5 separate regions of the Mus musculus genome follow, and all the other regions are linked to region 1. A link is a loop called in an ENCODE intact Hi-C map of the cell type or tissue named here. Cell type or tissue: left cerebral cortex. All regions are shown on one strand. Each heading gives the region's core, and the rest is flanking DNA. Links, peaks and the distances in the headings are about the cores only. Region 1 has its middle 45 kb from the start of Gm4657. Region 2 has its middle 100 kb from the start of Gm36251. Region 3 has its middle 96 kb from the start of Gm36251. Region 4 has its middle 20 kb from the start of Gm36540. Region 5 holds the start of Gm36540 (a long non-coding RNA gene).

Evidence for each region. Hi-C counts contacts between places; a loop is a spot of excess contacts. Peaks named below come from ENCODE experiments on the same cell type or tissue, not always from the same donor. Only the 100,000 strongest peaks of a DNase experiment are listed, where the experiment ranks them.
Region 2: it touches region 1 in a loop (3-fold over the local background); 2 of 42 quality-filtered maps call a loop at or near these places.
Region 3: a loop joins it to region 1, with 3 times the contacts of the local background. A loop is called at or near these places in 2 of 42 quality-filtered maps.
Region 4: a loop joins it to region 1, with 2.9 times the contacts of the local background. A loop is called at or near these places in 3 of 42 quality-filtered maps.
Region 5: a loop joins it to region 1, with 3 times the contacts of the local background. A loop is called at or near these places in 3 of 42 quality-filtered maps.

Annotation. Positions count from the first base shown.
Region 1 is chr9:113,241,851-113,248,363 of GRCm38, reverse strand. No RefSeq gene overlaps it. Among named protein-coding and RNA genes, the nearest start is that of Gm4657, 45 kb to the right of the region's middle. In left cerebral cortex, for the core only: no CTCF peak of the experiment used is centred there; a DNase peak (open chromatin) is centred at 3,533; H3K27ac peaks cover 3,550 bases.
Region 2 is chr9:113,016,295-113,022,807 of GRCm38, reverse strand. No RefSeq gene overlaps it. Among named protein-coding and RNA genes, the nearest start is that of Gm36251, 100 kb to the left of the region's middle. In left cerebral cortex, for the core only: a CTCF peak has its summit at 3,512 (motif pointing right); DNase peaks (open chromatin) are centred at 2,532, 3,080, 3,629 and 4,263; H3K27ac peaks cover 3,062 bases.
Region 3 is chr9:113,023,691-113,030,203 of GRCm38, reverse strand. No RefSeq gene overlaps it. Among named protein-coding and RNA genes, the nearest start is that of Gm36251, 96 kb to the left of the region's middle. In left cerebral cortex, for the core only: no CTCF peak of the experiment used is centred there; DNase peaks (open chromatin) are centred at 3,192, 3,560 and 3,901; H3K27ac peaks cover 2,114 bases.
Region 4 is chr9:113,485,508-113,492,020 of GRCm38, reverse strand. No RefSeq gene overlaps it. Among named protein-coding and RNA genes, the nearest start is that of Gm36540, 20 kb to the right of the region's middle. In left cerebral cortex, for the core only: a CTCF peak has its summit at 2,737; DNase peaks (open chromatin) are centred at 2,787, 3,182 and 5,131; H3K27ac peaks cover 4,361 bases.
Region 5 is chr9:113,468,103-113,474,615 of GRCm38, reverse strand. Gm36540 (a long non-coding RNA gene) reads left to right here and starts at 6,024. Exons shown (of 5, transcript XR_379908.4): 1 at 6,024-6,144. In left cerebral cortex, for the core only: no CTCF peak of the experiment used is centred there; DNase peaks (open chromatin) are centred at 2,264, 2,622 and 3,229; H3K27ac peaks cover 4,552 bases.

The DNA of each region.
Region 1 (6,513 bases), core at 560-5,559:
AGCGAATAGGTATGGTGTTCCCTGGTTGGTGAAACTTGATTTTGTTCCTTAGTCTTTGGTAATTATGAATAAAGCTACCATGAGTACGCTTATACAAGATTCTGTGAACTTAGGCATACTCAGGTCTCTTGGGGACATGGGCTGGAATGGAATTTCTGGGATGTAAGTGTGGGTGTATTTCAACTTCCTTAGAAACTGCCATATAGTTCTGCAGAGCCCTCAGTTTGCACTCCCACAGACGGTGGACCAAAGTGCTGTTTGTCACGTGGATTTGAGGCAACCACGTGACTGAAACCCCCACAGAGCAGCACAAACTATTCAAGGGGTCTGAGACAAAAGCCAAGGCGGATGGTTTTGGAAGAGAAATGATATGGCAGCTTCCTATTCACAGATTTTTTTTTACTGTGCCACATCCTGTCTCTCGAATGTCCTGCTCCTGATTCCAATGTTAGAACTCACTCTAAGTGCAAATGCAGTGTATTTTGCCTCCTGGCTACTTACCTGAAGGGTGTCAGGCCCATGTACTAGAGTCACTTTTGTCCCTCTTCCTCTAGAGGACAGATCACCTTGCCATCTTTAGCAAATTGGTATTTATAGGTTGTTTCAATTTTTTTGTGCTTGGAAAACACTAGAGCACACCTTTCCCTTCCGTAGCTTTATTTCTGTTCCATGGTGAGCTCTGGGTGCCTGCCTCTCTCCTGTGTTCTCTTGTGGCTTGGTTTTCTCCTGTTGACAAGCACGCTGCCTTATGTTAGCCTTCCTTACGCAAACAGCTTTTGCTTGTTTTAGTCTCTTTCATAAAATGTCTCTTTAAATTATTATTTAAAGAGGATCTGACTATGTAGCCCTGGCTGGACCTATGCAAATCCAGCTGGCCTCAAACTCACAGATCTGCTTGTCTCTGCCTCAAGAGTGCAGGGAATTAATGATGTGGGCCAATACAACCAGGTCAACTTTTATTATTATTTTTTAAATGTTACTTGCTTTTCAGAAAACATTTATCAACCAGAGATACAAATTGAGCCAAATTTTATTTTCTAGAAATACAACAAAAACCAGAGGCAACAATAGGCTTTGATTAACACCTTTCAAACCCTCTCTCCAATGCTAACAGCTCTCCATTATTTACTAGTAGGTACCTAATGATGTATCTAGATATAGGTTTTAAAGAATTGCTTTGAAAAATTCAATGTAAATTCATTTCAATTGTCTATCTCGTGTGATGTTAGGTATACCCAATGAAATACATTAGTGTCAAAAGATTCTTTTTTATATACATTTCAAATGATGTTTCAGCTGTGTAATCTGACTTTGGGATGTAGTTTTGGAAATCTGTACAATAAAAGGTAAAAACAAAATCAAATGCATGCTCTGCAGCCCCCAATATTTCTAACGTTTTTAGTTATCTGATGTTTCAAAGCGGTTTTATAATATTGATTTCTGTACTTGTCAGTTTCCATTTTTAAACCTATCATCAGTATTTCAGCTTGGAATTTCAATTTCATTTCTTCATTTTGATTTATCACACACACATATACTATATAATATAATATTATATAATATAACCCTAATAACGATTTTCTTCAAGGGCTAGTAGATGTGGGACTTCCTGAGTCCTTGCATATTTCAGAATCATTCCTAGTTCAAGTCATCTTTAAAAAACGACTTGGCAGAATGTGTAATTACTGCATCACACCTCCTTTATCTCAGGGCTTTAGGGGTATCACACACTTGTCTACTGATATTGTTATCAGAGGAAAAACTGAGATCAACAGAAACCTCACCAGAATCCTTTCCTGTGTGTGTGAATGCACATATGCAGTGCCCCTCCACATGCACACACATATGCACATACAGATGCACACACACATGCACACACATATGCACACATGCACACACATATGCGCACATACATGCGCACACATGCACATGCACAAATAGATGCACACACATGTACACACACACATGCACACACATGCACATACAAACACACACACATATGCACACACATATGCACACATGCACAGACATACACATGCGCACACACACATACACACATGCACACACAGGAACACACATATGCACACATGCACACACATACACACATACATGCACACACATGCATTTTCACATGCATATACATTTGCACACACATATACACTTGCACACACACACATTTGCACATGTATACACATACAGAGAGAAAACTGTATGTAACTTTCTCCTTATGTTGTAATAATTGATTTGATTCTTTCTTTTTCATATACATTACATATAATTTCTCTGTTTCCTCTAGAGACTAGTAATGTGTACTCTTGACTTGTTGAAGTCTATTACTAGGAACTGTCAACTCTTTCTTGTACTGTTAAAGTTTTTCAATTAAATTTGTTGCAGATTGTAACTGTCTCCATATTTGAATCCATGAGAAACCTGATTATTAGTTCTTATTTTTTATAAAACACCTGTATTTTAAGTATATATATATATATTATACATATGCATATATATATATATGAATTTGTTGTTGTTGTTCTTTGTTCTTTGGTTTTTCCCTGTCTATACTGAAGAGCATCCTTTGGTTGGTCTGGAAGTATGATGGACCACTCCTACAGACTAATCCCTGTATGTTCTATTGGCCTGTAACTCCACCTTTTTCCCTCAAGTGTATTTTTCTGAGTGTTTAATTCTAGATGGACATTAGGAAGACCTTTTATGTGGGCTTTCACTTAGGAAAGGTCTCTTCCTCTATCGTGACTTGCAGTTTTTTCAAGCATGTTTATTTAAACTGGTCTCAGGAGACTTCATGGGAAAACCAATGCAGGGCTTTTTGATTTCTTTCCCTCAGAGACCTTCAGTCAGGTTTTAGTCTTTGTGCAGGCAGCCCTTCATTTTCCTTGGTCATAGTCATTTCAGAACCCTCTCTGGTATGGATCCGATTTTGGGGAGGAGACTGACAGCAGGTTGGCATGGAACAGACCTTCACGGTAATAAGGTCCTGATGATCTACATCAGGCTGCTGCTACCAGATTGTGTCAAGCCACATAGTGTGTACTGAAAGACTTGTCTGTGGGCTGTCACAGTAGGCACAATGGCATAGAAGCTTCTTTTCCAAGAAGGTATATAACACAATGGTGAGCTCCATGGTTCTTCATCTTAAGGAATTAATAATCCAAAGACTGTGGAGCAGTCAATTATAGACCATAAGCTAATGGGATGGATGAGGATCGAATTTAACTATTGATTCATCCCTTCACCCTAACTTAAATGTTCTTTTAAATTGTCATAATGTGAAAGGGAAAGTCCAGAAAGAAGGTGGTCTTGGGCACTAGAAGGAAACTTTGAATGGCTTTTTTTCTTGGTATTCTTCAATGACAGTTGTTAAGAGTTAGTAAAGAGGAGTCATGTGAGATAAGACTTTTTTTAGCTTTCGATTGGAATCTGTAAGAGAAGATAATGCAGACTAAGTTGCTCAGCAACACAGTGAATCATAATCTCTCTGCAGGATGCATAGGCACCCTTGATAATGAAAGGATTATGTCTCAATAGACACATTTTAAGTTGAAAACATTGCAATTCAGAAATGAGTTCTGCGATCTGCGTTAGCTGCTTTCCTATTGCTGTGATCTAACACCATGACCATAGCAACTTATTGAAAATGAGTGTATTTAGGTTTGCTAGAGGGTTAGAGTCTTCGATGGCAGAGTGGATGGAAGCAGTAGGGTGCAGGCATGGAAACTGGAGCAGAAGCTGAGAGTTTACACCTGGAACGATCAACAGGAAGCAGAAACAGGGAGCTGGAAGTGACTATAACATGTACATTTTCAAAATCCATTTTCCCAACCAATGATTTACTTCCATATCTCTGTCAGCAAGGCCACTCTGTCTCAGTTAGGGGTTCCACTGCTGTGAAGGGACACTAGGACCAAGGCAGCTCTTATAAAGGAAAACATTTAACTGAGGCAGGTTTACAGTGTCAGGGGTTTAAGTCCATTATCATCATGGTGAGAAGCACAGCATCATGCAGGCAGAAATGGTGCTGGAGGAGGAGCTGAGAGTTCTACACCTTGACCCGAAAATACCAGAAGGAGACTGTGTGCCACACTGGGTGTAGCTTGAACAAAGGAAACCTCAAAGACTGATGCCACAATGACACATTTCTTCCAACAAGGTCACACCTTGTGATGGTGAGACTCCCTATGGGTTAGGCATTTAAGTACTTGAGTCTATGGGGCCATAACTATTCAAACCACCACAGTCATCTTGCTGCCTTCATGGTTCCAAACAGCACCACTAACTAGAAAGCAAGTGCTCAAATGCCTAAGACTATGGGCAGAATTCTCATTCATAGTCCCCTACTTAGACAACCTCATGGCTCAGCCGAATAGTACACTGTTGAATGGTACTTGCTTAGGGCTGTGAGGGAGTGGCTTCCTGGGGATGTAGCGCTATTTTAGGAAGTGATCAAAAGGCAAAGCCTGGTCTTTCCTCAATGCATTTTTCTGTTATATCACAACAAAGTCTCAAAGCAAAAACCTGCAAACCAATCTACCATACCCTAGTGATAGCATTTTAATAACCAGAGAAAGCAAAGATGGAACAGCAAAGACTCTCTGGTCATTACCTCCAAATGCTGAAGATTCCAAAGGAGGTGAGCATCAACAGGTCAGTGGAGCAGGAAAGACTTAAATGACATCCCCTCAGCCTTCCCAATGACCTATCATTGCTTAGCAAGACTATCATGGGGATAAACACCTTGGAAGACTATTTATTGTGTAGCTGTTTCCTCCAGATTGAAACATGCCCTTTTTGTAGGAGGAGGGAGGCTTGGAAGACTCAGGAAACTGGCAAGAAACTCAGAGGTCATGTAAGTGGTAAGTCTCTGTTGGTGCAAAGGGAGATCACCTAAGGTGTAACTGCCTGCCAACTGTGCAGGCTGCACCAGTTTTGTGTCATCATTGGGGCCCCTGTGAGCAACCTCCTGCCTAAGTGCGCTATGGTAAGTAACCCAAGGAAGCGGATTGGTTCTCCAAGTTGGATTTGGGCAAAATGTTCCCTTTGCTCCATGAGTGTTCTGCATGGGGTTCATAGACAAAGCTGAGCAACAGTGCACCCTGGGAAAGTTCCTATGGTGAGAACATGGGAAGTAGAGGGTCACCGTCCACATTCTAGTTGTATCTGTGAAACTGCCTGGCCTCCTAGCTGCAAATACAGCCACTGTGCTTTCATCTCTTCACTGTTAATATGCATGCTTCGCTCCTTTTCCCAGGTGGGGACAGTCTGGTCCAAAAGTCCACACATTGATGCTTCCTTTTGGAAACTTAAATCATCCTTTCACGTTGCCTCTGCCTTTTTTTTTTTTTTTTTGATGTTTAAAACCAAGGAGAGACACATGGATGAAACACTCTGCGGACTTTGCAAATCCCTCAAGAGGACCTCAGAGCCCTCAAGTGTCCCCTAGGTCCCTTTCATCCCCGAGACTGTCACTACTTGTCCTCCAATCATCCAATGCTTTAGCAGGTGTGTGTAGGTGGAGCTCAAAGTTAAAAGTACTAAACTCATACATTTAAAAAAAAATACGGTTAAGTTGATGGTCTTAAGTTGTCAGTATCTGCTCAGTAGCTCAATGGAATTAGCAGCAAAAGCAGTGGCCTCTAATCGCACAGGATACCTGCATATCTCTGCTTTAAACCAACCTCTCTAGACTGCAGAGCAGTGGTATAGGAAGAATCATCAGTGTGCAGAAGCAGCCGAGGGCGGTGATCATAGTGCAGCCCTTCCTAGCAATGATTCCAGTCTTGGATCCCAGGCTGAGGAGGGTGGTAACACCAAGGAGCTTCTTGGAAGCTTGTGCGCCATACAACACATCTTGGAACTCCGCTCTCTTCGAATAAAGGGCTGCTCCATTCCAGAGCTAGGCAAAACTGAGAGGGACACCCAAAGCAACCATCTGAAAAGAGGCATCACATCTATTTGGTATGCCATACCTGCTGATGTCAGAGTGGTGACATTGAAAGTAATGAAAGCAGTGTTGTTAACGGTCTCAGATAGAGGAGGGAGATTCTGACCACTTCGCCATGTAATCTGACTAAAGAATTCTCTTTGGGTTGTGTGGTGATTTGAATAAAAATAACCCCCATAGCGTAGGGAATGTCACTACTAGGAGTTGTGACCTTGTTGGAGAAACTGTCACTGGGGGTAGGCTTTGAGGTCTTAGATGGTCAAGTTAGGTTTAGTGTGGCACTCCCTTCCTGATGCCTTTAGATCCGGTTGTAGAACTCTCAGCTACCTCTCCAGCACCAGGTTGTCTGCATGCTGCCATGATTCCAGACTTGATGATATTGGACTAAACCTCTGAACTGTAAGCGAGCCTCAATGAAATGTTTTCCTTTATAAGATTTGCCATGGTCAGGGTGTGTCTTCGCAGCCATAAAAGCCCAACAAAGACAGGTTGCTTATACTCTCCTGAAGTATGGATTTAGACACTGGTTTAAACACATAGGAACATATCTGTGG
Region 2 (6,513 bases), core at 491-5,490, 230 kb after region 1:
CTGTAATTTTTCTGGTCACCCACCGATCCATCAATGTGATAATCTGAAAAAATAAATGCATCTGTGCCAGAGAAGAGTTCATCTCCCAAGAAAAAACACTAATCACAATCACCCCTTTCAGGCTGTGAGCTTAGGATAGCAAGAGATTGATAGTTTGATCAGAGAGGCCAATTTTGCTCAAATAGCCAGACTCTGGGATGCCCATGGCAACGTAATTATCAGAACATCCATGAAATAATGGGAGAAGCTGGGTATGTAGGAGCTGCAGGCAAGAGAGCAGAGTTCATCAGACCTTGCTTTGCAGTTCTGATAAGCCCATAACTGGCTTTGAGCTTGTGGCACGTGTGTGTGTGTGTGTGTGTGTGTGTGTGTGTGTGTGTGTTGCTTTCAGCTGGCTCAGTCCTAAAGCTAATATGCATATTATTGCTCTGCTGGATTTCAGGCCCTTTCTCATTAAAGGCATTCGTAGTAATTAAAAATTGTTCATCAAATATCATGTCCAGTTGCCATGGAATCTTTCCCAGCCTCTATAATTGCAACCAGAGAGCCCAGAACCATCATTTAGATTAACTGGATTGATTCAGAATGGTAGAGTTGATGGGGAAGTCAGGTCTATCGAGATGAATACTAAGCTGAGCTGGCATTCTTCTCCTCTTGACTTTGCCCACAAAAGGTAGTGACTGTGAGCACAAGTGCTAAATTCTCTTTGCAAGCTGGCCAGTGCTGAGCTCTGCCTGTGCATGATGGTTTGTGCCTGCTGTGAGCAGTCCTGCCAAGAAAGAGAGCCAGATACATTCAGTCTTGATGCTAGCAAGGTGCCCTCGAGATGCCGGCTGTGAAGTGTGGCAGAGTCACTAGGTATGGACCAGCTCAGAGATGCTCTCTTTCCTGAAGTTCTAGACTGTTCTCTTTGGCTGCCTTCTGGTTGTCATGCATTTTATGACTGGAGTTCTTTCCTACCTCAAACCCTTCTGTCTTACACTGAAATCTATACATCAGTCTGACATGATGTAAAAACTGGTTTTATGCTTTTAATCTAGAGAAAGACTACTTCTGTACTTTGACTTTGTGTAGTTCAGGACAGATGGCTGGTCTGGTTTATGTTGGCTTTGCTCACGTAGGCCTGGGTAAGATGTTTCACTGCACATAGGATCCTATTTAAGGCAACTTGAATAGGTCCTGCATGTGGTTCACAAGATGAACACAGGGGAAGACAGAGGTATGAGAACTGGCACTGAGTTGGATATTTGTCCCCTCTGCCATTTCACTGACTTTCAAGTTGCTATAAAAATGGCACAGTGAAGAGCTTTAGATGCCTACAGTAGAAGGATCTGCCTTCTTTTAAAAGGATGATTTTTATTTGTGTGTGTGCATGCGTGTGAAAGATTTCCCTTTCTATATCAAGTTTTGTTGAAAATGACCCAATGAAAAGATTAAATATATGAATGAAATGAAAATATCAGTCATTAAAAGTCAACAAAATGATATTAAATGATAATATAATACCTTGTGCAAACTCATCATGCATACTTGCATGTGAATTCTAAAGAAATGTGGCAACTGTAGAATACATAAAATAGAAACAATGGTAAGAAGATTAGCAGGTTGCTATGCAATGCCTTTTGCTGTCTAGAGCTTAGGAAAATGTGGGTTCACATGTTTTCCTTTTGTTGGTACATAGCATGGTAGAGAGACTTCCAGAAATAGTTTGGCTACATATCAAGTTGCCTCATTACAGCAATTTCGCCAAAGAGTATGAAGGAAGAGCCACTTAAGTTTATGAGCCACATGACTATTACTAGTGGGTGTATGATAAAGTAGTAGTATCAAATAAACAGGAATAAATAAGAAACTAAAATAAATTAGTATGTTTTATGATGAGCTAGATTTCAGAGACTTAATTAAAATAGTCTCCCTTATAGCAACTATTTAAGACATTAGTATGTGCTTAGATATATGTTCAGTGTTATGGTTTGTATAGCCCAGGGAGTGTCACTATTAGAAAGTGTTGGAGTAGGTGTGTCACTGTGGATGTGGGCTTTAAGACCCTCATTCTAGCTGACTGGAAGCCAGTATCCTGCCATCAGCCTTCACATGAAGATGTAGACTTCTCAGATCCTCCTGCACCATGATGCCTGGATGCTGCCATGTTCTTGCCTTGATGATAATGGAGTGAACCTCTGACCCTGTAAGCCAGCCCCAATTAAATGTTGTCCTTATGAGAGCTGCCTTGGTCATAGTGTCTGTTCACAACAGTAAAACTTTAAGACATTCACCAATAAAGAAATGAACATAAAATATTCCATAATCAGAAATTTTTTTTATGTGTTCGTGTTTGTGGTGTGCATGCATGTATGTGCACATTCACTAGTGTGTATTTGGGTCTGTATGCATATGTGTGCACTTGTGTGTGGAATACAGAAATTGAAATGTAGTTTCTTCTTCTATTTCTTTCTACATAGCTTAGTGAGGCAACGTTTCTCAGCTAGCCCAGAGCTCACCACTTCTGGCTAGTCTAACTAGACAGCTTGCCTTGGGGATCTCCTGTTTCTACTTCTGGAGCGAACACGCAAAGCCTCGGTGCCTGCTCAGCCTTTATGTTGGTTCTGGTCACCTGAATTCCACTTCTCTTCTTGCAAAGCAAGTGTGCTAACCACTGGGCAACTCTTGTTGCCCACAGCTGGGTAAAATTATGTACATAGGTTACGAAAGGAAATACCTTTAATCAGTGGGAGGAGAGAAATTTTATTTTTCTCCCTTTGATTGTTTTTGGAATGTTTTCCATCGAACATCTTTTACTTAGTAGGAAAATTCACTGAACCAAACAGCCTGGAGTCTTCAGTGTCCCTGTGACCAGGGTCATCTGATGCTTTTCTTTTTTAGTGCCGGCTTCCTGCAGGAAACACAGGGACTGTTTTAGATGGACAGCTTTATTCTCCTCTGAAGGGTCCCTGGTGGTATCTGTTCTCACAGAGAGAAAGTTTAAAGGTTTATTTCAGAAAAGACTCTTGTCATCTATCCAGTTGGGCACTTAAATTGATTCTTGGCTTTATTTCCAGGACGGAGCAGACATTTTCCTCCGAGATTTCCTCCGTTTATGCTCAGAAGCTGCTGGTATGAGCAGATGGTCCCAGGGATGCAGGCAGTAATTTGCTGCCCTAAACTGATCCTCACGGAGTGGCGCCCACTGTTGCATTCACTGCCTGTTTTTCAAGCTGACCATGATCCCTCCCACACATCCATGACCCCCCCCCCCCGGCCCAACCCTGGTCTTCCCTAAACATTTCCTGTACTTTAAATTATATGGGCCTAAGACAGAATATCTGTGCATATCTCATAGAGATAATGTTCAGCTTTTACTAAAAGGAACAAACATTTCAAAGTCAGAAAATTCTATTCTTGTATTCTTTCTTTCTGTTGGTTGGCTTATTTTACATTTGTTTATTGCGTGTGTATGAATGTTTTTCCTGCATGTATGTTTGTGAACTCTGTGTGTGGGGGCCAGAAGAGGGCGTCAGATATCCTGGAACTGGAATTGTGGACAGTTGTGAGTTGCCGTCTGGGTGCTGGGAAGAGAACTTCTGCAAGAGCAATATGCACTTTTGACTGCTGACCCTGCCCCCCTTAGCCCTCAGTGGTGTTTTAAATTAATTTTTGGTATACACGGTTTTTCTTTGGTTCATGTGGTTCTCACTGATCTGTCTCATACTTTCCCCATTCCTCTTTCTGTTGTCACCATGAGTCAGTTCTCTGAGACCTTAGTCTGTTGCATTTCCGGACTAAAAGTTCTGCTTGTCTCTATTTCATGTCCTTTCCCCACCTCAGATTTTCTAACTCCTATTTTCTGAAGAATTTATGACATTTACATAGGAATATTTTTTATACTAGCTTATCTGCTGCCTTTGTCCAAAAATCTCAGCATCTTAGTCATTTTCCTGTTGTTCTTTGCTAGAATGACTTTTCCAAACAGTTTTTTTAAATTGTTTTTAATTCTTCTTACACTTCCCACAAGCATTCTGAATCATATTTCAGACCCTTTGAAAATTACAACATGAAATTGAGTCTGATTTAATTTCTATAAAGACAATTGTTTTGTATGTAAAATATTTTATATGTTCCTTGAGAATCCCATGCCTGTGTATAATATATTTTAAACATATCTCTTCCCCAGCATGCCATGTAGCTCCTCTCTGAGCCTTCACATCCCCTCCCTCATGTCCTTGAAAACAAAAACACCCACTGGGTCTAATTAGAGCTGTTCCTGCACGGTTGGGTGTTAGGCCACCCAGTGATGAACAGGCCACTTATCAGGGATCACACTCCTGACAAACAAGTAACTTACCTAGTTGACTTCAAACCACAAATTCAGAACAACCTTCTGTAAGGACAATGTCAGTATTAGGTCCCTCTATGAAGGCTAAGCAGAGCTCATTGGGTCTGCTCAGGTCTGTGTTCCTAGTCGCCAGTTTAGAAGTTAACTAGCAGTCAGTATCGTGATATAATTTTTAACATCTGTGGGTTCTGTATTTGCTTTTTGTGGCCGTGACAAGCACGTGAGAAAGGCAGACTCAATTTCATACTTTTCCAAGTGTCTGGAAATTACAAACATTAATTATCCCCCAAACCTCATGAGTCAATAACCTCACCATAACTGGATCCATCAGTTGGGGATCAAGACTTCAACACATGAGCTTTTGGGAACATCGCATGGAATCTTTACAGTTTATTTCTCAGAAGTCCTACCTTATGGTATAGCTTGATAGGAGCACAAGGTTCTGAGCACCCTGTTTTCTTTCCTAATCCCTGCCATGTTGAATCTTTTTGGTGGCTCCTAACTCGGGGACTCTCTTATTCAGTCTTATAGCCATAAGTAGAAGTTACAGTTGGACCATGGTCACGTCTCTCCTGTGACTTTAGTTGCTCCTGTGACCAGGAAGAGAGAGGCCAGAGAGACAGAAGAGCACAGCACTGGCCTGCCTTATCTGGACATCCACACTCCTGTTGCAGAGACTCTATCCTTTCCCCTCAGAGTCTTGGATGCTTTCTTTCCCATGCTCAAGCCTGGGTGGCAAACCCTACATGGTACAATGGCACTTCTGCAGCAATGTGAGTCAAGTTTGTTTTAGGTAAACCCAATTTCTCTCTCATCCTTCTCTCTCTCATTCTCTCATTCTCTCTTTCTCTCATTCTTTCATCCTCCCATCCTCCCATCCTCCCATCCTCCCTCTCCCTCTCCCCCCTCTCCCTCTCCCTCTCCCTCTCCTCCCTCTCCCTCTCCTCCCTCTCCCTCTCCCTCTCACTCTCCCTCTCCCTCCCTCTCCCCCTTCCCCCCCCTCTCTCTAATACACTCACACACACACATCTCTTGGTAATTAGATCTTTTTAAAAAGGTATTTGTGGTGGTTTGAGTGAAAATGGCCCCCATAGCTGCAAATAGTTACATGTCTAGTGCTCAGTTGATGAATTGTTTGGGGAGGATTTGGAGGTGTAGCCTTGTTGGAGGAAGTGTGTCAGTGGGGGTGGACATTGAGGTTTCGCAAACCCATGTCATTTCCAGTTAGTTCTTTCTCTGCCTCATGCTTATAGATCAGGTTGTAAAGTGCTTAGCTTCTGCTGCAGAACCATGCCTGCCTGCCACCCAACTCCCTGCCATAATGAATGGACTAACCCCCTGAAACTGTAAGCAAGCCCCAATTAAATTCTTCTTTTTGTAAGCATTGCCTTGGTCTTGGTATCTCCTCATAGCAATAAAGCAGAGGCTAAAGCAGGGTATCCTAGTTTATGATAACAGCTTCTGGGCACTGTCTTAGTCAGTGTCCTGTTGCTGAGAAGAGACATCATGACCAAGGCAGCTCTTATAAAAGGAAGCATTTAACTAGGGCTGGCTTACAGTTTCAGAAGGTCAGTCCTATGTAGTCATGGCAGACAGCATGGCAGCATGTAGGCAAAGTAGATGAGTTCTACAGGATCTGCAGGCAGCAAGAAAAGAGAGCCATTGAGCCTGGCTTGTGGTTCTGAAAATCTTAGAACCCATCCCCAGTGATATTCTTCCTCCAACAAGGACACACCTCCTAATCCTTTCAAATAGTGCCACTCCCTGGTGACCATGTATTCAAATCTATGAGCATACAGAGGTGAGGTGGGGCATTCTCATTAAAACACCACAGGTATTAACACCATTTGAGATCTGTAAGACCAAAGCTCCTTGAGGCATAACTGGTTCCTTATTTAAGACACAGAGGCAGAGAACCAATCTAACAAACTTCTTACTCACGTGACTTCTCTCACAGCACTGCCTTTATCTGCTTTTCTCTACTGAAGGATTGAAGTCAAGGATGGATAGGATTCTAAAAAACAGGCTTGTTATGTGCTACGGAATAAATACACTCCTCTTCATTCATACTTAATGAGGTAATCTGACAGACACATATGGATTCAGGGATTTATTAAAGGGCTTCCAAACCAGCAAACAAGAACAAATGAGAGATTTGCTCCAATTATTATTATTTTTCA
Region 3 (6,513 bases), core at 1,042-6,041, 220 kb after region 1:
AGATTCTAAAAGGACCTAGAATCGAACTCAGGTCTCCAGGCTTGGCAGCAGGTGGCTCTACCCACTGAGCCATCTCACTGGCTCTATTACAGAACCAGCAAGAAGGTCCACGAAGCAGCACTGGAAAGGAAGAAATGAGGATGAGGCACTACCACAATTTCCACACAGGGAAACTCTGCTTAGCTCCTGGGCAGATGTCCCCACTGACAGAAGCACTGCAGGACTCTGTTTGCAGACTGCATGCACTGCTGAGTTCTGTCAATTTGACTTTCAAGTGCATATGGCAGCTTAGGTGATTAATCTCTAGCTGGGCTTGTGATCTTACAGCACCAGAGATTCATAGTCACAGGTAAGAGCAGTGCACAGATGAGATCTAGGTGACATATCTGCCCTTCCCGTGTTGACAGCAGGGATGGGATGAGGTTTGTATTTTCTTGACTGTATAACATCAGTAGGAGGGGCCTCCTTAAATCCATCCTGAGATCCTGGCTGGGAAGCAAAATGACACAGCAAGCCAATACTAGGTCTCCTGTTTTCCTTCCACCGAGGAGAGTCCAACCCAATTTCTGCTAAGGTCAGATGGAAATAGGAAGAGTAATTAATGAAGCTTGGTGTCCATTTGTCCCCTCCTCTGTGCTGTAGCATCTCCACTCCTCAAAACTCCAGAAAAGGCTACAATCTGAGATGGAGAGGATGAATAGTTTTCCCATGCTATTTCCTGACAGTTACATATTTACCGCCCAGAAAAATCTGATATTGCTGACTCCAAGCTTACACCTGGAGAGGAAATAGCTTCAGTTCTACTTATCTAGTCTCCAAAGGAAGTGACTGTCAAAAGCAGGTCTGAGATCAATGGTGTGAACTGCCTGCATGGGGTTTCAACAGCTTATTGGCCATAAATCAACTCACTCTCTGCAGAATGCAGACTGTTTCTTCTGGAGGTTAGCCCCGAAGGCAAGCTGTGCTGGCCTTGTTTAGCTCCTAGTATACTCACCATTGAGGCATCTAAAAAGACAGAATGAGCCTTAGTGAACCCAAGGGCAGATTGGCTTTAAACATGTCTTATTTTATAATCGAATCAGAGTCGAAACAGTGGTTAAAGTAAACCCTTGGCTGTTGACATGAAGATCAGTACAGCAAATTCACCCCAAATATATTTCTCTTGTTCCCAAGAATTCATCCACAATTAGAATTGTCATCTGACCATCTCTGGTTATATTCTGTATTTTTTTCTTTAAAAAGTTTTGGAAGAAAACAGGCCACTTCTTTTTAGGTGAGACTAAGGCAAGTGCCTTTTGGGAGTTTATAGTTGAAATCAAGCCAGAGTAGCTTGTGTTGGAGTTTTTATAACATGGAAAAGCCAGGTCCTCTGAACTTCTGCATCCCAAGACCCTTGTGCTTCTCACTTGAAATTAGTTTTCATTCATGTACGTGCTATGCCGGTGACACTCTGTTCTAATGTCTTGGTGATGATCACCAACCTGAATGGATCCAGAATCAACTAAGAGACATGCTGCACATGGGTCTGCAAGGTTTTCCCTGGAAGGATTCAGAAAGAGGTAGAACCTACTTTTGGTTTCTACGTAGAAAAGATCCAGTGGAAAAGCAAGGCTGTTTTTGCCTGCTCGCCTTTGCTCCTTGCCACCGAGGGTGGATGCATCTATGGTGCCACTTCTACACTGCCACTGTCTTTCACATTTTAGGCAATGACCTTCTCTTATTGTGACCACTGAGATAGTACATTAAGGTGCCCTCACCCTAACAGGATACAAAATGTATGACACCAATTGAAGTTACTCTTGGGTCAATTCAAGATTTTAAATGGAGCTTTAAAATTACTGAGAATTGTTGTCAGCTCTTGGATTTGTGGCAACACTGAGTGAGGCCATGGTTCCTGCTGCCTTGCCCATACTTTTGTATTTCCTGTGTTTCTTTGTAAGATGGAGTCTTCTCATATTTCCTGTGTTCCTTGAGTTCTTTGTTGTCCACTTTTTCTTCTCGGTTTTAACTGAAAATAATATCAAGGGCTATTCTTCTCCTTTGAGAAAATGTAGGACTAATTAAATTAAGTCTGTTGCTTACTGTTAATCAGCTGGTGGTGTTGGGACCTGGATTCAAGCTCACAACCCCCTCATTGCCCTTACTGTTAAAGTCTTTTGAGAACTTCAGACAGCATTACTGCATTTGCATCATTTCCACCCTCTCCATCTAGCTTCTCCCATGACCCAATCAATACTCTGTCTCAAACTCATGACCTCTTCTTATTCTGTTACACACACGCACACACACACACACACACACACACACACACACACACAGAGATAGAAAGAGAGACAGAGAGAGAGACAGAGAGACAGAGACAGAGACAGAGAAAGAGACAGACAGACAGACACAGACAGACACACCACACACACAGACACACAGTAACACAGAGATACACAGCACATACACACACACACAGACATACATATACACAGATATCACACACAGACATAGACATACACACACACCACACACACATAGACACACACATAGAGACACACAGACACAAACAGACAGACAGACACACACCACACACATAGACACAGACACATACCACATACACAGACACACAGACACAAAACACAGATAGATAGACAGACAGACAGACAGACACACACTATGCATACATAGACACACAAATACACACACAGACACCAAGACAGACACACCACACACAGACACACAGATACACACCACATACAGAGACATACATATACACAGATATACATACACAGATACCAACAGACAGACACAGACAGATGCACACATACATGTACAGACATACACACACACACAGACACAGACAGACACACAGACACAGACAGACACAGACACAGACACACAGAGAGACACAGACATAAGACAGACAGACAGATAGACACACACACAGTTGAGTCCATTTAGTGTTACTCATGTGTGCATGGGTTTAGGAAGAAATAGTTGGGATTGGATCACCAGCCTAGCAGGCAGCCTGTCCCTGGAGAAGGCACATCCTTTCTCAGCAGCCACCCATTGCCTGTAGTTCTTCCTCTAGGGCTGGGAAATCACGAGATTTCACCTATGTGCATTGGCATGTCACCTGGGCGCTGTCCTTGTCCAAGTTCTGTTTAGATGGCTGTACTTTGAGACCTCATGGATGCAGCTTTCTTGTCACGTGCAGACAGCACAGGCTCATAGCAGATGTCCTGCTCCTCTGGCTCCTATAGTCTTTCCGCCCCTTTATGAGAATAAATGCATTCTCTAAGTATCTCTGCTCCAAATTGAGAACTGGTTCCATTTTAACTGCTGCCGAGGAAACCCTCATTGCTCTCATTTCCTCTATTTTGGACTTGGGAAGGCTTTGTCAATATTTTGGTAATGTTCATTTTTGTTCTTTGCCACCTAATAGGGGAAGTTGACAATGGTGACCGTGAACTAAGACCCAGTTTTCTTTCCTGATATATGTGTCCCTTCATCTCCCCCCTACTGCTTTCTTTAACATATTTTGCTTCTCCCCATGTCTTTACCCAGGGTGTAAACACCAGAATAGAATGCACCATAAGGACGTTTTAAATGAAGACTTAGCAGCTGCTGGGGTTTTAGATGCAGTCATGGCTGAAGGTTCATTGAAACATCAAACATTTCTACTATTTTCTTCTTCTGAAGGGCTTACTTCCCCCCACCCTTTAAAATTAAAAATATTGTTTTAATTTGACCATGTTTTTCTCCTTTCCCAACTTCCTATCTCTCTACCCACTCGAGTTTATGTACTTAATCCCTCTGTCTTAAATACACACACACACACACACACACACACACACACACACACACACATACACACAACTCATAAAAACTTGAAGTTTATTTTGTGTTGACCAAGGATGCCTGGGCACAGTGCCCATTTCCAGAGTGTTGGTCACCCAGTAACACTCCATTGTAGAAAACAGAATCTTAGCTTGTTCCTGTTTTTTTCTTTTCCCCAGTTTTTGAAAATTTAAATGTATTAGAGTTTTGTTACTTGCCCAGAGATGTAGGGAGAGTGTGCTGTTGGAGGAGGTATCTCAGGTGCCCTGCTGTGTCTTGTCCACCTCAGACTTTTGTCCTCCTCCTTGCTGCTCTCTTCAGTTACACCAAGGGATGGAAACAAATGCATCGGAGGAAACTAAGCAGGATGCAATGCCTAGAAATCCCTATGTTTCCTCTGCTTCCCCTCTGCCCATCTCCAGTCCTTCTATCTTCATCGGTTTCCTACTAGCTGTAAGCAAATCTTAGACAGTGTTGCAGTGGGTTAGGGTTGTCTTAAAAAGGATGAACTGTCAGTTAAAATGAGCTTGAGTTTTAAAACTCCATGGTTGAAGTAGGATTAAAAACAACTTGTTTAATAAATGTCTAAGTGATTTAAGCTAGATCTGGCATCTGCATACATCTGGGACATAAAGCCACAGTCAAGACAGTGGATCTAAACACTCCTGCAAATGAGTCTTCAAGTCCCTGGAGAATACCCCTTAATACTATTATCCCATAATTCAGCTTTCTGTTACTGTGATTTTAGATTTTCTAAAATAATAGATAAATAAATGAAGTTTTTATATGAATGTCATGAAACAATATGAACTCCGTTAGTGAAGGATAAAGAGAAAAGTGATTTACTGAGAAGGGGCCAATCCATCGGAAGCACATAGCCATCCCAAGCATATACATGTTCAACAATGGCTCCAATAACATCAATTAGAGATGGACACCCAAGAAGACAAAGAGAATCTCCCCACAGTGCTAGCTGGAGCCCCTGGAAATCTTCCAGTAATTAATAGAAGAACTGGACAAAGAAATCCCAGGACTATCAATAACTGCCAAACACCCTACAACAACTTTACCAAATTGAAATTTGCTGAGTATTTCACACCACAAAAGCAAGATGTGCATTCTTCAATGTGTGAACAGAAAATCTCCTAGATAGAAAATGTATAGGCACTAACCAGACAATTGAGGGGTTTTTTGGTCTGCATTTCTCTTATCTTTAATGATTTCACTATGATTCTGTATTCAGTGGCCTAAACATGCATTAATTCTTTGAAAGACACAAACTACTGAAACACATCAAATAAACAGATAACCTGAATATATCATAGAGTTTAAAGTTATTTTTAGTAAGTATACATAATGGCAGGCTTCCTTATGGCACGCACATGCCTGTGCATTATGACTCTTTGTGCTTTTCCCTCTCTATCCTGTTGGTATCCTGCTCACCCTGACATATCCTGTCCTCTCAGTCTGTTTGAATCTAGATACCTTATAGAAGAGAAAGCATTTGATATTTTTCTTTTCTTCCTCCATTGTCCCAGCTTGTTTCCTGTTCTTTTTCCCTTTAAACCTCCTTCCTTCATGTCTGCTTGTCTGTCTGTGAAAATCTAGATTCCACATATGAGAGGAAACATGTATCAGTTTTCCTTACAGTGGTTTGTAATTTTTAACTGGGTGATCCCTACATTCACTCTTTCTCTAGGTCAACATAGCTTTGTTCTTCCTCATGGTTGGAGGATATTCCATTGTGAATGCATGATATAGTTCCTTTATCCATTCATCACTTCATGGACTGCTAGGCTGTAAAATATCAAGTTTAGATATTGAAGGACATAGATATGACTCACCAAACTTGTATAAATAATATATATTGAATTATATCTAGCATTTTAGACAATAACTTAGTCAAAATGGATCATTGACTAAATGTATACCCTAATAGTATAGAACTTTTAGGGAAAAAAGTAATATTTGGATACACAAAAGTTTCTAGTCCTAGCATCAAGAAATGCAATATTTGATCTGTGAAATCCATGATATGGGTTGGTAATAGAGTAGAAATGAAAAGTATGGGAGGGAAAAGAATGCTTGAGTCTGCTGTCTAATGTAGGACATACAGCATAGCAAACCCCTATACTCTATACTAAAGTACAAAACTGAGGGGAAATGTCAGCAAACTTTCTCACTGACACAGTAGCAAAGAGAAAAGAAACATAAAAAATACCCATGGCAGGAAACCCTATCTCCAGTCAGTTAAAGTCCTAAGAGTTTCTGGAAGTTAAAGATCTAATGAAAGAGCATGCACACGTATTCAAAAGGAAAAGCAAACAAAAACAAACAAACAAATAAACAAAAAACAGAAATAGCAAAAGCCATGAAATAAACCCAAAGCAACAACCTTGTGTTCAAGATAGAGAGTGCCTGGACATGCCAGACATTTCTGATGGGAATGCAAACTGGGACAGCCACAATGAAAATTTAGTTCATAATTTTATAAAGAAATAAATATAGTCACTGCACAGCACATTTTATTTCTTTGGCATATAGGAATAAAACTTGCATTTGTGCAAAAATGTCATGAATTTTTCACTGGATAAATGAATACCTATAACAGTATGCTTGGTAACCTTACAAACTGAAGGTAACTCATTTCCTTGGTGGATGGATAACCAAACAACCTACTGCAAATCT
Region 4 (6,513 bases), core at 456-5,455, 240 kb before region 1:
AATTCACAACTGAGGAATCTCGAATGGCTGAGAAACAGTTAAAGAAATGTTCAAAGTCCTTAGTGATCAGAGAAATGCATATCAAAACAACCCTAAGAGTCGTCTACCTTACACCAATGAGAATGGCTAAGATCAAAACCTCAGGTGACAACACATGTTGGAGAGGATGTAGTGAAAGAGGAACACTCCTCCACTGCTGGTGAGATTGCAAACTTGTACAACCACTTTAGAAATGAAACTGGAGGTTCCTCTGAAAATTGGAAATAGATCTACTTGAACACCCAGCGATACCACTCTTGGGTATATACCCAAAAGATGCTCCACCATGCGACAGGAGCACGTGTTCCACTATGTTCATAGTGGCCTTCTTTGTGATAGTCAAAAGCTGGAAACAACCTAGATGTCCCACAATAGAAGAGAAGAATGGATACAGAAAATATGGTTCATTTACACAATGGAATACTACTCAGCTATTAAGAATGAGGACATCCTGAGTTTTGCAGGCAAATGGATGGAATCAATTTTTTTTTCTTAATCATTGGTTTAAGAAAACATCTGTGCTTGATTAAGCATCTAGGATGTGCTGTGCACTGATAGTTCCCCTTTCACATAGTTACCATCCATCCCTTTGCCTTCCTAGCCTCAGCCTAAATCTCTGTTTAAATATAGATTTTGCCTGGTTGCTTTCCACCAACTCTTAGAAGCCAAATACCTGTTTGGAAATGAGAGATTTGGCCACAGTGACCTTTGGAAATTCCTACCCAGAACACATACCTTGAATTTTCCTCGGTTACTGTTGTCTGTGCCATTGGCACATTTCAAGCCTTAGGGATGTGCTACCTGTGCACTGGACTACTTGTTGCCCAACTCTTTCTGCTCCACCCGTGCCCCATTGGTCCCAAGAAAGGATCTCTTCTAAATAGTAGTTCCCGATTGGCTAGCACTGTCTGCATCAACAACCCTTGGTCTCTCAGGCAGTGCTCGGTGAGTCCCGTCCCCCCCCCCCCCCCACCGCCCCTGCAGGAGATGCCTTTGCAGCTGTGCAGCCCTGGTGTTTACATAGAGGTGGCCACCACTGCTTCTCCTATAAGGATGAAACTACTTCACCTTAGAAATTGCAGTGGCTTAATAAATACCTAGAGACGGGAAAGATGACTCAGTAGTTAAGAGCACCGAGTATATGTGGGTTTGAGTAAAATGGCCCTCATAGGTCCATAGGGAGTGTCACTCCTAGGAGGTACCATCAGAACCCTCAGCTAACTCTCCAATACCATGTTTGCCTGCTTGTTACATGTTATCTGCCATGATGATAATGGACTAAACCTCTGAACTGTAAGCCAGCTCCAATTAAATGTCTGCCTCTATAAGGGTTGCTGTGGCCATGGTGTCTCTTCACATTGGTGGAAACTCTAACAAAGGCAGTGTATAAGCATGAACCTGAGTTTGTGTAAAGAGAAGGGTATGTCTACATTTGTGCTTGTAATCCCAGCACTGTAGGGGGCAGGAGGGCTGATGGACCTTGTTGGCCATCATTCTAGCTCCAGGTCCAGTGAGAGATCCTATCTCAAGGGAAAAAGGTGGGGAGTGGTGGAGCAGGAGAGTCGATGCTTTTCTGTGTTCTCTACATGTGAAAACAGTTACACACACATGTGGATACATGTGCATATATACCACATATGCAACACCACCACTAACAGCTACCACCAACCTGCACCAAATTTGTTCTTTATTATTATCCAACGCTTCCAACAAAACATATGAACAGTGTGCTAGTTACACTGTGGATGGGTCCCATGCATGTGTGTCCACCCAGTTATGGGTCTCGTGCATGTGTTTCTATCCACATATTCTTTGTACAGGCTTAAATAAAAAATAAGGGTAAGACTAGGCAGGAGCTATTTCATTTTTGTTTATTCTGAAGGTGGTCATCTTCTACCTGCACTCTTCTTTTCCTCAAGGTGCTGGTGGTATGGTGGAAAAGCAGCAAGTGGGTGTGAGACCCTGTTTTGAGAGGTGAGAAATGAGCACGTGACCAGAGTTTAGGCAATGAACCATGAGACTCAGTGTAAGCTGCGTGGGGGAATGAGCTGATTTGAAATGCTTGGTGTTGTCTCAAAGGCTAGGCTGAGGGCAAAGCTAAGCTGCCAGGGAGTGGGAAGGAAGAGAGTCATTTTAGTGGCAGTGGCTGGTGACCCCAACTTCACATCTGGCGCAACAGGAAACACACAGGCCGATATGAAGCCTTGGCCATGTGGGGGTGGGAGTGGGGGTGGGGGGTGGTGGTGGTGGGTGGGTGGGGGTGGGAGTAGGCTGCAAGAGCCAGGTTCTTTTTCTATGTAATTTATCAACAACAAAGAACCCAAATCCTAAAGTTTACATGATAGGTGGAAGGAAGTTCTGATTACTCACAGAGGTTTGGTGCTGCTTTAGAAAGACGACAGCGAGAAAAGCATGGCGACCTGTGGTATCTATAATCCTCAGGCTCAGAAGGCTGAGGCAGGAGGATTGTCATCAGTTTGAAGCCATGGGAACTTAGTGAGTTCCAGGACAGCCTGAGCTGAAGTGTGAGACCTTGTTTCAAATTGAACAAGAAAAAGGAGTTGTGAATTTTCAGAAATGAAATTTCAGTGTTTTTGCTTTATGATGGATTTTAATCTGCATGTGGCATCCAGCTCTTTGTGAATAGCTGAGCTCTCCAACAGCGACCCCCAGCGATATTGCTGGCCCCCTGTTTCCTTCCTTTGAGATTCAGCATTGCAGACAAAGATTACCATCACCCTGCAGATCCCAGGTCTAATACCTGCCACCCTCTCTGGAGAGCTGTGGGTCACATCCCCAAGCTGGTCCAATTGATTCCTACATAGGCATCATCAGAAAGTGGAGACTTGCTTTGGTTGGTCCTTGGTGTCATGCATACATGCATACACACATGTATGCACACATGCACACACATGTTCTCTAGGGATAACATACAGGAGAAAGCTCTACTTTTGTAGATCTTTTGGACTTTCTTTTCTCACTTCCCCTCTCCAAAAAAATAAAAAAGGGATCTTGATAAATTCGTCTTCCTATTTGAAGTGCAGAGTGAGTCTGTGCGTGGTCCTTTAAAAAGTAGACTACAACTTACTTATGCTCAGGCCATATGGACTCTGGAGTGGGCGTTTTCGGTGCCAAAATAAACTCCCTGGAATTGCAGCCATGCACAGTGAGGGTGGAGAGTCTTCTTGTCACCTTAGGAAACGAGTTTATTTTGAGCAGTGTAGAGTGGGTTTTTTCCCCATTATAAAACCAGTGCAGGCTTATTATAGAAAATTGCGAAAATGTAGAAATGGCAAAGTTTGGTCAAACTTTGAAGAGTGGAGGTAGAGTCTGGCTGATGGCTTCTGGTCCAGCACAGAGAGAAAAGGAGGGAGGGAGGGAGCAGGTGGTTGAGCACCTTAGGCTTTCTGGGCTCCACCTTGAGAAAGCCACACCCCCATCCTGCAGCTGGCTGTGAGATGGTTGGATAAAGGGGAAGAGAAAAGCCCCCACAGGCTGGCTGGCGTCGGAGATCTGTGCTCCTTCTCCAACTTCATATCACAATGACCAAGTTTCTCTGGTCCCCCAAACAAGCTTTCCACTGAGGAAAAGTGGGCTTAGCAGAGATCACTGCTTTCCCCTACATCAGTGTCTTGCCGAGAGGGTGTGAGAGCCCTAATGAAGCTGGAGAACAAGAGCGATCACTGCTTCCATCCACGGTGGGCTGAGGGCTCCTGCTTCACACCAGCCTCTGTGCTAGGGGAACACATGACACGTGTACAGGTGTGGTGCTGTACTTCCAGCCTCATGATTTAGTACACATGCATCCTCATGTATGACCGAGGGGAGAGTGGCCTGCGGTCACAGGACCTCAGGAAAGGCTGTAATCTTACCTTGTCTTGTGCACCAGATCCTCATCATTTCAGACCCAACTGGAGTCGACATCATTCTCTATTCATGTTGACCCTGAATAAGACCCTCTGAGTGTGAAGGACGACAGAGGCTTGATGGAGCTGGAATGGAAGCTGCCTGACTACTTTTTCCTGATACGATATGTCAGCTCTGAGCACAGTGTGAATGAGGATCCAGCCCAGGACCCAGACCCTGCCAGCAAGGGACCCCTGGGACTCTCTTTTCAACACCCCTTAGACAGCCAGTGTCCAAAACCGAACTCCACTTGTCTTCTCTGAATTATAAACCTCCCAGAACTTCCAGAAAGACTTTACTCAGGCCTTATGGTAACGTCTGCCCTTAGGTTGTCTGTACTATAAGCTATCTGGGTAAAGGAACAGTTGCCAATCTCGCTTTCCAGAAAATGGCTAGGAGGGGATTCATTTTGAGTGACTGGTGAGTAGACAGACTCTGGATGTGAGATGTGAAGATCTGTGGTGCAAATATTGTACACAGACACTTGCACACACATTTGCATACATACTTTCACACACCTTCACACATACCTTCACACAGACTCACAAACACACACACACAGACACTCACCGACATACACACAGGCACACACTCAGACATGCACACAGACATGCACACAGACACACACACACACACACACACACACACAGACAGACAGACACACACACAGACACACACACACACACACACCCCTTCAGAAGCTCAGCCCTGGAAGCTCTTCTTCATGGTAACCAGCATTGTGTCTTGTGATCACCACAGCACATCACCTTTGATTTCCCTTACTGGCTTTAATCTCAAAGACCTGTTTTCTTATCCCCCCAATATAAACCCACTTCAAAGTTCTACCATCTACCATTCTCATTGTCTCAGGCTGGGGAAGCCATTAGAACCTTTGTCCACTCTTGTGTTGAAAGGCTGTTTTGAGAAGGATGACCCCTGGGTTATTTCAATGTCTCTGGTCACCAGAATGAGGAAGGCCAGGGCTGACACCATGTTCTTGGCTTCAGAGCAGTCTCGAGTATAATATTTTATCCCAACAGTCAACGCTGCGTATTCTAGATTCCAGTTTTAGAGACTGGGTCCCCACAGCTGGGAGGAACTTACTGTTTTGTAGGCACAAAGATTTTCTTTGTTCCTTGTTTGTTTCCCCGGGGAAATGTGAGGCAGTAGTGATCCATTGCTGTGGGGTTTGGCACAAGGAAAGGGAGGCGAGGCTCTTCCATCTGCTTTTCTATGGTGATTTCATGCACGGGCTAGCTCTTTGTCAATGTGGCACAAGCTAAAGTTATCTGGAAAGAAGAAACATAATTGAGAAAATGTCCCCATCCTATCACCTGTAGGCCAGTCTTGATTAATGACTGACATGGGTGGGACCAGCTCACTGTGGGTGGGGCTGCCCCTGGGTGGGTGGTCCTGGGTGTATAAGAGAGCAGGCTGAAAGCCCCAGGGTGCACACCAGTAAGCAGTGTTCTCCTTACTTAAAGCAAAGTACATTAGGTTTGCCCTCCAGGTTCCTGCCTTTCTCACCTTGCCTTTCCCTGATGGAAGCAGGCTGTATGGAACCTATAAGCCCAGTAAACTCTTTCCTCCGCAAGTTTCCTTCAGCCATGATGTTTTGTTGTAGCAATTATAACCCTAACTGGGACCCTTCCCTTTTGTTTCTTCAAGCCATTCACAAGTCAGAGGCTTTGGTGAGAATGAAGTGGAGCACCGAGTTTGGTTTAGACACTGACAGAGAAAATAAAACAAGAGCCAAGCACGAGCTAGGTGTGAACTGAGCCTGGGGTTGCTCAGACGGGAGGGAAGGTCCCCAAAACCAAGCCAGCATGTCTACACCTTATGCCTCATCTAATCTCTGAGAGGAAATTCCCTATGGCAATTGTCTCACGTGGCTAATGGAGGCCGAGGCGTTATAAGCTGGCCTTTCAGAGAAACTAAACGTGGCTTTGTTCAGATCCAGTGGCCCCAGGACTGAGGAAGCCAATGGCTTAAAAGTCTGAGCTTCTGATGTTCAGGGAAGGATGAGAGAGGTGCCCCAGCTCCAGGATCCACCTTTACTCTACCTCTGTGCCATAAGATGCCCACCTACAATCAGTGAGGATGGGTCTTACCCACTCATGGAATCAAATGTCCATGTTCTGAAGAGACTCTAGTAGACATGCCAAGAAGCAGTGTCTTAGCAGATGTTCCAGGGTCCCCTGACTCCCAAGACTGCCTACCACTGGGGGTATAGCTTGTTTACTAAGGCAGACAGCAGCAGGGTTGACCTCAGCCAACTGCAGGTCTAATTTCTGGATTCTGTGCTTATCTGTATTAGAGACGTCATTGGAAAATTAGCCAATCAACCCTTATTAAGGGTCTGATATGGAAAATTATCTTCACAGAGGACTGCTCAAGAGGCTGTTGTTATGAACTGAGCGTTCCTATGCGGAGGCCTAACCTCCTGTTGGAAGTAAGGCCCTTGGGATATAAGTCTGTTTAGACAGGTTTATAAGGTGGAGCCTGCATGACAAGATTAGGCTACGTGAGAAGAGAGACAGACAATAAGAACCAGAAGACGACACCGGA
Region 5 (6,513 bases), core at 1,037-6,036, 230 kb before region 1:
AAATGTACCACATTTTTTTATCCATTCCTCTGTTGAGGGGCATCTGGGTTCTTTCCAGCTTCTAGCTATTATAAATAAGGCTGCTATGAACATAGTGGAGCGGGAAAGGATCTTTACCTATCTTAAATCAGATAGGGGACTAATATCCAATATATATAAAGAACTCAAGAGGGTAGACTCCAGAAAAAAAAATAACCCCATTAAAAGATGGGGCTCAGAGCTAAACAAAGAATTCTCACCCGAGGAATACGGAATGGCTGAGAAGCACCTGAAAAAATGTTCAACATCCTCAATCATCAGAGAAATGCAAATCAAAACAATGCTGAGATTCCATCTCACACCAGTCAGAATGGCTAAGATAAAAAATTCAGGTAACAGCAGATGCTGGCGAGGATGTGGAGAAAGAGGAACACTCCTCCATTGTTGGTAGGATTGCAAGCTTGTACAACCACTCTGGAAATCAGTCTGGCGGTTCCTCAGAAAATTGGACATAGTACTACCAGAGGATCCCACAATACCTCTCCTGGGCATATATCCAGAAAATGTCCCAACCGGTAAGAAGAACTCTCAAGATTTTAAGAGTGTGTAAAAAGTGAAAGTGAACTCTACTACATCTCTTAATTTTCACTAATAAATGTATGCTGTACAGTGCACAGCAAGGATGCCTCTTCATTCTAGTGAATATATCTGTGGGATATTATTATAATATAAGTGAAACATTATTTGTAGTATTTCTTAAAATAACCATTAATAATTAGTAATTGGTATTTAATTGTGTGGATTTGCCATTACCTCCTCAATAAATGGTGAGCCATTTCAGGTGCTAAGTATTACTAATAGTGCTTCATCCTTTTATTTTCTTGGTTAACATACAAATGGTAGTTTCATTATGAATTTTTATATATACTTACGATTGTAATTTGCTTATATTAGACTCCATAATACACCCCCATGCCATCATACCCCTGTATTTCCCTTCTTCCCTACCAGTAGGTATCCACAGGTAGGTAGATATCCATCCACAGATAGATAGATTATATGTCTACTCTACTCTTAATGTTGTGTGTGTGTGTGTATCCTAAAAAGCTTATTCAATTCAGTAAATATTTCACCTTTATAGCCCTTTAAAAATCTTAACAATCTTGAGAGGCACATGTGGCGATCAGAAGAGAGCACTGGGTGTCCTCGACTGCTCCCACCTATTCCTTCCAGGTGGGGGTCTCTCCACGAACCTGGAGTTGTTTTCTCAGACAGTCTGTGTCTTAGCTGCTGTTCTATTGCTGTGCTGAAACACCATGACCAAGACAACTTATAAAAGAAAGAGTTTAAAACAGCATATAATAGACAGAGGTTTCAGAGGGTTAGTCTGTGATCATCATGGTGGGGAGGGTGTTGGCAGTCAGGCATGACCCTGGAACAGTAGCTGAGTGCTTACAAATGCAAGTAGAAGGAAGAGAGAGAGAGAGAGAGAAAGAGAGAGAGAGAGAGAGAGAGAGAGAGAGAGAGAGAGAGAGAGAGAGAGAGAGAGAAGGAGAGGGGGAGGGGAGGTCTGGTGTGGATTGTTAAAACTTCAAATCGTACTCCAAGGTCACACCTCCTAGTCCTTCCTAAATATTTCACCAACGCGGAGCTAAACACTTAAATATTTGAGCCAATAAGGCCATTCTCATTCAAACCACCATAGCGAACCCCAGTAATCCTCCAGTTTCCACCTACCTGAGACAGGTGTTATAGGTGTGCTCAGGGATGCCCAGATTATTTTGTGAATGCTGGGATCTGAACTCTAGACCTCATGACTGCTCTGCAAGTGCTAGAGCACCCTCTCTATCTAGCCCCACCACCCTGTTTTCTTCTTCTTTTCTTTGTGATGGGCTGTCTTTTAGCTCAGGCCAACCTCAAACTATCTGTATAGCTGAGGGTGACCTTGACCTTCTAATCTACCTGTTTCCACTTCCCAAGCATTGGCATCACAGACATGTTCTTAAACAGTCCCTGATGTCATTACCATAGTTGATCTGCCAGTAGTTGTAGTTTTCAAGAGGAAGTTGTCCTTAGTGTGGGGGCCATAGGACACATGGTCCAGGTGTCCTTCTAGCAAGGGGATTCTCTGAAAGGATGACTGGGGATCTAGTAGGATGCAGCTCCTGGTAGGAATGGCTTTGTAGGGACATCTCCTGTTCTAGAGGGGCAGAGATGCAGTAAGAAGATAAGCAGAAGAAGATGCTGGTCCAGACAGCCAGTCTCTACTGTAACTCTCTGAGGGGAGACTCAGAATCAGCTGATATGAACACAGCCTTGGCCTTACAGGACTATCTGGGTATCCTTTTGTGATCATAAAGATATCCTTTTATGATCATAATGCTTCTAATGCACATGAATAGACTTCTCTTCTTAACCAAGAATTTTTTTTTTTAAATCACACTACGAAGACATTGAAACTTTTCTATTCTAGTTGACAGAAAGCATCAGAATTATTCAATGTTAGTAAGTAGATGAGGACTTACTATCCTGAAGTTCTCATTTGTCATCTCCCCTTCCCCCAGTGAAATTCTGTTTTGAGCAAAGTCTTGGGAGTTGTATGGAAGGGAGAAGCAAACAGCCTCACGTGTTTGGCACACCCAAGGTTATTTCACAATCTGCTCGATCCTTTCGCACATTCCAAGGGAAGCTTATGTAGGCGTATCCGGGCTTCGCCAGCTTGCACTTAAGTTTTTAAGAGAAAGAAACCAGATCTAGAGTTTAAAAAAAATAAGAATAAAAATAGTTGAAAAAAAAAACAGGCTGACATACTTATGTAGAAAGAATCAGTCTCATTTTAATTTTGATGCTAAGTCTGTAGGTTCATCAATGATAAAACTCTCTAAAAGCATTCTTCACATCACCCTGAAACCTGTAACAAGTCATGCCCCATTCTATTTCACTTGAAACTGGAAATTAAATTTCAAATAAAGGTTCCTATCAGGTTACTTGGTGATAGCTTACTCATCACAGGCACATAGTCCATAATTGGACAAATTGGATTAAGCATTTAGAAATTACCCTTGGAAATAATTATATGATTCTAAGGTCAGTTAGGAAGGAAATGAGTGAGTTATTCAATGTTTTGAAGGCAAATTTCCTATCTATAGCTTATCTGCCTCCTTCTCATCTATCTGTCTGTCTGTGGAGGTTTGAATGAGAAATGTCCCCATAGGCTCTTGGTTTCCAGCTGGTGACACTGTTTGGGGGATGTTATGGATCCTTTAGGAGGAGGAGTTTTGCTGGAGGAAGTCACTTGGGGTGGGCTTTGAGGATTTATATAGCCTTGCTCCACTTCCTGTTCTTACTCTCTGCCTCCTACTTCTGTTACCAATACCTTACTCTCCATGACGGGCTCCAGCCCCCTGGAACTATAAGCCTATATAAACTCATCCTTCCTTAACCTGTTTTGGCCATGGTATTTTATCATAGAGACAGGGAAAAAACCCTAATAAGTAATGAGTCACTGTCTGACTTCTTCTATCTATCATCCATAGATGTCTATCATCCAACTGTAAGCCTACATAAACCCATTCTTCCTTAAGCTATTTTGGCCATGGCACTTTATCATAGTGACAGGAAAACAAACTAATAAGTAATGAGTCACTGTCTGACTTCTGTCTGTCATCCATCAATCCTCTATCTTAGTTTATAATTTTCACTTTGCTTTCTCACTCTTTGGATTCTCTATGATAAACGTTCTGAGACTTTGTCATGTCCCTGTCTGCACTGCACCTTCTTTTCTTCGTCTTGCTGCCTCATGCACCTGCACTGGAAATTCACATGAAGGGCATTTGGGAGCAGAACACATTCCATTTCTTTCGTTTTCTCTCCCCGAAACTCATTCTTTTTTTTTTTTTTTTGAAGACCCCTCTATAAACACGTTGCCAGGTTACATATAATCTATTATTAGGAATGCTTCATCTTCTTCTGTGTAAGCTGTCCCTCATTCTACTCCCTGGCTCTGCAGTGAAAGATAACTGAACAGTCTCCACCTCCTGATCCTGCTAAGAATCCGGAATCCTACTTCTCTTCAAGATGTTTTAAAAATGGGTTACTGATATCTGAACATGTTTATTTGGTACACCATAATTATTTGATGTGTGAATACAAATATGAAACATTAATGACTCTTTCTTTTTCTACTTGTAGGTTTGTGTGTACGATGTGTCTGCCTGGTGCCTATGGAGGCCAAACAAGGCCTGGGATCCTCTGCAACTGGATGGTTGTGAGCTGCTATGTTGTTGGGAACCAAATCCAGGTCTTTTGCGAGAGCAGCAGCTGCTGAGCCATTTCTCCAGCCCTAGCAATTAGCATTTCCATTTCCTCTAATAATTATTACTTCTGTGTGTTTGGGAACTGGAGTTGCTTGTTATCTACTTACTTAGACATAGGTCATAAACTGCTATAGATGAATATTATTCAACAATATTGTAAACACTACAACTATTTCTCCATGTAGTAAAATCTTGATATTCAGTCTAACCTTTTTCTGTTTTCTCTCTCCTTTCTTATGCCTTCCAAGTCTCTAATAATGAATACTTTCATCTCTTCTGTGAATATTTTACTGTTTCCCAACTTTCTTGGGTGAGGCAGAACATGCACTAGATGTATTCTGTGCTTGGTTCATTTCATGTCACATGATTTGAACTATGTGTCTCAAGTTATTGGACTCCATTATTTTTATTTATTTGGGTAAATAAAATACAAATAGATTAAAATGAGTAAAATAATTTTTAAGTATTTTATGTGTGATTCCTTTGCTGTCCATCATAGTCTCTGAATCTGAGGTTTCTTAAGGTAGCCTTTTCTTAAAGAATTGATGCTTAATCCAGTTGTGCCATCAGCCCATCATTATTTTAACTCTATTTACATTAAGGGCAGACATACTCATAACAACTTCAAGGTTCCCTAAAAGAGATCTTTGGCATCAGATTTCTTCCAACAATGTCCTCTGGAAACCATTTTAAGGCTGATCTGCCTCTTACTTACTGATCTTCCAGATGCATCCTCAGAATGAGTCCACTCACTCATCTGGCTCATACTTATTGACATTCCAAATGTCTCCTCAGAGTGAGACCACTCACTCCTATCATGCACAGAAGACTGGGATCTGTGTATTGGATACACAATGCACATTGAAGGAAGCATCCATTCACAATAGACAGGTGTTTTTAACTCCCAACCTCATGTTGAAGACAAGCTTCATTATCTGCACCATAGTCATCTTCACTCTCATCTGCCTTGCATGTCGTGCTCCTCCAAATGTGTCAAAGTTCATACTGAATAATGACTTCTGGGTTGCAAAAGAGGATTTGAGTTTACATCTGCCTTCCGTGCCTTTCTCTACTATGTGTGTCTTTGTTCATTCTCTTTATATACACATATATGCACCATCCTTTCTTTACCTGGTTGTTCACTGATTCCATATCTTGGTTATTGTGAATGGTGCTCCAATAAAATATGAGTGCAAATATCCTGGTGGAGTGTGGCCTCTTTACTCTGTGTGCACCACTGATAGAGACTGGCTGTTATTAAATGGTAGTGACTTGAGGGCTTGTTTGTTTGTTTGTTTGTTTGTTTGTTTTGCATATTCTTGTGTTGCTGGATTTAGAGGTTGCTAATTCAGTTAAGAATTTTTGTGACTGTATCAATGAGGCTACCGGTCTGCCATTTTCTTGTGGAGTCCTTGTACACTTTGGTATTCCAGGAAGAGTCTCATAACAAGTGTTTGCTATGCTTCCCTCTCTGTTATTTTCTGAAGGAATTTTTAAAGACTTGGTATTATCTCATCATTAAACGTTTGACAGAGCTCAAAAGCAGGGCCATCTGGAGTTCTTGTGGTGAGATCCTTCCAGTTACAAATTCAACTTTCTTTTTTGACTAGTAATAGGCTCGTTTGGATTTTCTGTTTCCTTCTAAGTTTTGGCAATTTGAGTCTTTCTAAGAATCTGTTCATTTCATCCAGATTGTTGGCAAAAAATTATTCAAAATGCTGTCTCATAACTAACCAGGCCTAGTGATTAACAGCTCTATAATCTGAGCTATTTAGGAAGTTGAGGCAGGAGGATTTCACAATCAAGGCTTTGCTGGGGTTCAGAGTTTAAGACTAGCCTGAGTAACTTGGTGAGTCTGTCTATCTATCTATCTATCTATCTATCTATCTATCTATCTATCTATCTATCTATCTATCTATCTATCTTTGTTTATGTGTTTGTATATAAGTGAATGAGTAATGAATGAATGAGGCTGGGGCTGAAATTCAGTCACAGATTTATTGCCTAGTACAGGCAAAGCCTTGGGTTCAATCCATAGCAACCAAACAACAACGTAAAGAAATAGATATTCTACTTGACTTATCTTCCCAGGTCACCTAGCGTGTGCCACCCCTTTCCTTTCTGGTTTTGAGAAATTGTCTCATCTTTCTTCTTGCTTATCTTAATTAAAATGTTGGTCAATGTATTGATCATTTTAGAGAATCAACTTCTGTTTGAT